Linked DNA regions of Homo sapiens: region 1 is linked to region 2. Evidence: chromatin loops called from intact Hi-C (ENCODE). Cell type or tissue: chondrocyte. All regions are shown on one strand. Links, peaks and the distances in the headings refer to the core of each region. The heading gives the core; the rest is flanking DNA. Region 1 overlaps POLA1 (DNA polymerase alpha 1, catalytic subunit). Region 2 has its middle 35 kb from the start of SUPT20HL1.

Region 1 (2,811 bases), core at 242-2,741, 340 kb before region 2:
TGGAAAAGGAAATGACCACACAAAAACAAGGGAATAAACTTGACACGGTTTCTTTAGTACACAAGGGATTAGCTATTTTGAAAGCAGATGTTATCACAGAAAAAAAAGGCTATCTAGGTATTAAAAGGGGGGGGGGGGTTAAGAGAAAACAAAATACTACACAGTTTTGGACCCACCAGTTTTTGCTGAGGCTTTCTGAAAATCTGCTTGTCAGGCACAATATAGTTGTTTTCGTAAAATGCATGAAGCAACAAGAACTCGTTACGCTCGGATCGTCCACCCATCAGCGTCCTGGACTATTAAATGGAATTTATTTTTTAAATTTGAGCTCAAAACCACAACTAACAAAAGCAACTTTGAGTCAGTAAGTTTAGTCACAGCACCTCCTTCAAAACTATTCCTAATAACGGTCTGCTTTTTTTTTAAAAAAAAAAAAGGTACTAAATTATTCCTAACGTTTTCTTTAAGCATTATAGCTAAAGGAGACAAAGAGAGCTTAAAATATTGACAACTTGGCTATTTATTTACTCCCAAATGGACCATTCCACTAAAAAGACACATCCAGATGTTAGAGAGATGATCCGTATGTTCACCCAAATTTCAACACGCTGCACCTGGCATTCCTCCCCTTCTCCCAACCAGTTCTTCCTTTTACAAAAGAAATCCAGCTTTCAGAATCCAAGTTACTCATTTTATAAGCATGCATTTAGACTCATTATCATATAACAACTACCCCAAGCAAACACTGAATCCAACAGGAAATGCTTTTTCCCCCTTTCTAAGTTAAATTTACCATAATGTTCCCAGCGATGTTAGTGATCTGCAATGCTAATGGAAGAACATTTAGCTCACACATGATCTGCAAAATGAACTTGGCATCTTTCCAGGTGTGTTCCAACAGGTATAACAGTTGAGAAGATTCACTGTACAGAAAAGTAAGAATGAAACAGAATCAAGTAATTAAAAGAAACAATGCCTATAATCAGAACTTCACAAAATATTATAAGGAATTCTGGGTGTAAGTAAATTCAGAGCAACAGCACCTTGGCTTCAGAAACAATTTAAAATAAGGTCAGTATGTAACTAGGAATTCATTCATACCACTGATCCCAATGCTTTTCTCCAAAACACACACACACACACACGCGCGCACACACACACACACACACACACACACACACAAAATCCCATAAGGAAAAACTGAAGTAATATAATAACTACAAGCCTGAAAACTACCTAAATCCTTTCATTCATTCCATCCAGTGAGTATGTATTGCATGCTTACTATATGCCAGGCATTGGCTGTGACCAAAACAAACAAAACTTCCTATCCTCCTGGAGCTTATGTCCTCACGGGGGAGACAGAGTATAAAAAAAAACAAAGAAATTAAGTATATAGTATGTTATATAATGTTAAAAGTTAAGCAACGGGAATATTAAGTATCAGAAGCAGAGACTGAAATTTTTGTTAGGAAACAGTGGAAGATTTTACTGAGAATGAAGATCTTGAAGAGGTGAGGGAGCAAGCCTTATGGAAAGAGCATTCCAGGCAGACAGGATAGCACATTCAAAAGTCCTGAGCTGCGTGCAAATCTGACAGTTCCAGGACTAGGAAAGAGGCCAATATGGCTAGATCAGAGAGAATGATGGAAAGAGCAGTACGAGATAAGGACAGAGTTAACGACATAGAGACACATTGTAAAGGACCTTGTAAGTAAAAATAAGGACTTTAGTTTTTACTCTGAATGAAACAGAGAGTCACTGGAAGGTTCTGAGCAGAGTATCACATCTGACTTGATTTTAGCAGGATAACTCTGATTCTGGATTGAGAATCGACCACAAGGGGGTAAGGGCAAAAGTAAGGGGATAGGCATATAAACCCAGTAATCCAGGGGAAAGAGGATAGCAGCTTGGATAGGATGGGTCCAATGCAGTTGAAAAGAAGTGGTCAGACTTAGATCTATTTAGAAGATAGAACTGATAGGATACCCTGATGCATCTACTGTGGGATATCAGAGAGAGGAATTAAAGATGCCTCAGACATGTGGGGCTAAGTAAGACTCTGGAAGTTTCCAGTGATAATGGAAAAAATACACCTATTAATTTAGTAAGGAAAGACTATAGGAAGAACCTAGGATAGAAGATCAGAGCTCAATTTTGAACAAGCTGGGAGTTCACATTAGATATCAAGTAAAATAGGTAAAACAGATACACTGAGTGTGGAATTTAGGGAGGTCTAACCTGAAGATACACAGGTGGGAAGCATAGCCATCCCATGGTATTTAAATTCCTAAGACTCAATGAGATCACCTAGAGAAAGAACAAAGTCAGAAAAGAGAAGTCCAAGAAAGAACTCAGGAAGAACTAGCAGGAATGAATGAGAGATGGCCAGAGGAGTAGGAGGAAGAAATAAGCAAGCAATACCTCTAACTTAATGATTGCTCAGTTTTTATATTTCTAAAATATCTACCCTAATTCCTGAATAAATGAATTAAGAGTAGAAATCTAAATCCAAACTACTGTTAGGAAACATCAAGATAGTGTTAACACAGGTGAGGGAGACGGAGATAAACTGATCAATTACAATAATTCAAGAGGTAAACTAGTTCAAATTATGAAAGTAGTAGAGACAATTTCCCCTCTACAACACCACTGGCTCATGTCCCTCCAGACTAAGGATAGTACTAGTAGTGTCCTGCTGTTGTTAATTTCAAGACAGATGAATTCTGAAGAATCTAGGATCATACCTGTACATATTTTGTATATTTTCCATTGGGATTACAACCCTTTCAGTTTTTAGAATCTGCTGAA
Region 2 (2,811 bases), core at 119-2,618:
AGTTGCTGCAGCCAGACCCAGCCAAGCAGAGCTGTACTTTTATTTTATTTTGCTCTTGGCACTCAACTATAATTCCAGGCATAACATGGGGTCTCTGTATGTTTGTCTTTCCCATTAGGTTGGAAGCTCCCAGAGGAGAGAAACAGTGTCGTTTTAATCCCTGCATTGCCAGTAATGCCCAGCACAGAGCCAGGCCAGGAAAGATGCTCTCTAAATGACTATGTGCCTTGTTCCCCACAGTTGTAACTAGTTTGGAATTCAGTTTCACAGCTCTTTGCTCAGAAATACAGGTTTCTAGCAGAACTATCCTTGAAATAAAATGTAAGAAAAGAATTTCCCAGTGGAATTTGTTGGGGTTTTGTATTACCTCTTCTCACAAATCTTTCAAAAGACTGCTTTCCTCCATTGGGTAATTTCAAACATTTTTACCACTGGGTAACATAGCTCATTAAAGCAGTAATTTTCCACTTGCAGGTACAAAAATGAAAAGAAGACTGGCCAAAACCATTCGCCAAAGAAACATGGCATCTGTTCAGAGCTTATTATTTTTACTAGCTGCCTGCCAAAGACCACAAACCAACGGAGGGCTCTTACTCAACACAGACAACTGTATTCTAATCGACATTGTTCCCTCTCTTAAGTAAGCTTACCAAGTGATAGCAAGTGCCACTCAAGCAGTAAAATGAGAAATGGAAACATGAGGCTTAATGTAGCATGAACATGGGGTTTTTTTAATTGCTTTTTTAAGAAAAATTTGGAGGGAGCAAAAGGATTGAACAGACATGTCAATTTCAGTGAGTAATCCCGCTTTCCATCCTAGCCCACTCTGCCCTCACCTTTCGCTTTGATCTTCTCTCCAGTTGGCCTGATATTCATGGCAGAAAAAGCTGGTCTAACCACACTTTCCTCTTTCCATAAAGGCATTTTATGATGTTTCCATGCAAACCCAATATTCTTACTGACAGTGAAGTAGGGGACAGAGGCAATAAAAAAAGTGGATGTGAAAGCTTACAATACAAAAGAAGAAAGGCTCTTCTCCCAAGTTATGAACAGCTTCTAAATCACATAGAGCATCAGCATCGGCAGAAAATAGATGTGTATGAAAGATATGCTTATGTGTTACATAAATCTATGTGTCTGCCTGCAAAAACTGATAATTAAGAAGCAGAAGAAAGTAATCAAGACTTGACTCTGTATCCCAAAACTCAGGAAAGTGCCAGGGTTGTTTTGTCATTGGTGTTTTTCCTCCCCAGTAATAGATTCTCTTCCCTCTTCCACAAGCATTTTGTAAGGCTATGTTTAGAATAGACGTCAGAGCTGGGAAACCAACCTGCAAAGCAAGACTTTCCCAAGGGTGTCATCTTGTGGTGCTTCTGTGTATTACAACATTTCTTCGACCTGATGCAGACCACAGCTGGAAACAAGAGGCAAATAACTGTGAATCAGTCCTTTGATTTACAAAGTTGAATCAGTCCTTCGATTTACAAAGTTGAACCTTTGCGACTTGGCATTAGATAGTGTGTGGTGGGTGTCAAACACACAGGTGCTGAGAGATGGTTTAAAATTTTTAAGTGCTGCCATAATGTGGAAGTCATACATCAGGAGACAGAATGTTTGGTCGGCCTGAACATTCAGCTAGTTTCATAAAATAGCACACTCAGCACCCCCCTTTTTTTGTATCAAGCCATAAAAATGTTTACAGGCCGGGCACAGTGGCTCACACTTGTAATCCCAGCATTTCGGGAGGCCGAGGTGGGCAGATCACCTGCAGTCAGGAATTCGAGACCAGCCTGACCAACATGGAGAAACCCCCGTCCCTACTAAAAATACAAAATTAGCCGGGCGTGGTGGCGCATGCCTGTAATCCCAGCTACTCGGGAGGCTGAGGCAGGAGAATTGCTTGAACCTGGGAGGCAGAGGTTGCGGTGAGCCGAGATCGCGCCATTGCACTCCTGCCTGGGCAACAAGAGTGAAACTCTGTCTCAAAAAAAAAAAAAAAAAAAAAAAGGTTTACAAAGGGTCACTGAGGAAAGATTCATGAAAATACAACTTCTATAGAAAGGACTTAGAATCGCTGCATTTTAGAGATAGAAGAATCCCTTTAGAGGTGGGCTTAAGCTGGGGACCATAGTCCTGCTTTAGGAAAAATGAACTCCTTGAAATTGAACATAAAGAGTAGTGTTGGCACATACCGGCATTTTAATACATAGAGAATCTATCATTTTTATCAGATTATCAAAAGAGTCCGTGGCCTAAAGAAGATTAAGAACTAATGCTTGGGGCCAGGCGTGGTGGCTCATGCCCATAATCCCAGCACTTTGGAAGGCCAAGGTGGGCAGATCACTTAAGGCCAGGAGTTCGAGACCAGCCTGGGCAACATGGTCAGGGGGGAAACCCCCTGACCATGGGGAAACCCCATCTCTACTAAAAATACAAAAATTAGCCGGGCATGGTGGTAGGCACCTGTAATCCCAGCTACTCGGGCAGCTGAGGCAGAATTACTTGAACCCGGGAGGCAGAGGTTGCAGTGAGCCAAGATCGTGCCACTGCACTCCAGCCTGGGCGACAGAGTGAGACTCTGTCTCAAAAAAAAAGAAAGAAAGAATGCTTGAGATCCTAGCCTCATATCCTCTACAAAAATTCTGTCTACAACAGCCTTGACAGATTCAGTTACTCTCAGGTTAAACTTTACTGTTGTAGAGACACCACTACCTTGAGGCAGTTGTTTAATGCTAATTGCTTCTAAGCATTCAGAAGTTTCATACTGCGTTGGACTGTCAATGGAATGTCAACCCACTGGGCTTAGTTCTA

Evidence for each region. A loop is a pair of places that touch in the nucleus more often than their neighbours do. Peaks named below come from ENCODE experiments on the same cell type or tissue, not always from the same donor. Only the 100,000 strongest peaks of a DNase experiment are listed, where the experiment ranks them.
Region 1: a loop joins it to region 2, with 2.9 times the contacts of the local background. A loop is called at or near these places in 2 of 110 quality-filtered maps.

The regions. Positions count from the first base shown.
Region 1 is chrX:24,739,487-24,742,297 of GRCh38, reverse strand. It overlaps POLA1 (DNA polymerase alpha 1, catalytic subunit), which reads right to left. Exons shown (of 37, transcript NM_001330360.2): 20 at 2,748-2,811; 21 at 794-923; 22 at 177-296. Among named protein-coding and RNA genes, the nearest start is that of POLA1, 47 kb to the right of the region's middle. In chondrocyte, for the core only: a CTCF peak has its summit at 1,367; no DNase peak of the experiment used is centred there.
Region 2 is chrX:24,394,501-24,397,311 of GRCh38, reverse strand. No RefSeq gene overlaps it. Among named protein-coding and RNA genes, the nearest start is that of SUPT20HL1, 35 kb to the right of the region's middle. In chondrocyte, for the core only: CTCF peaks have their summits at 1,148 and 1,358 (motif pointing left); no DNase peak of the experiment used is centred there.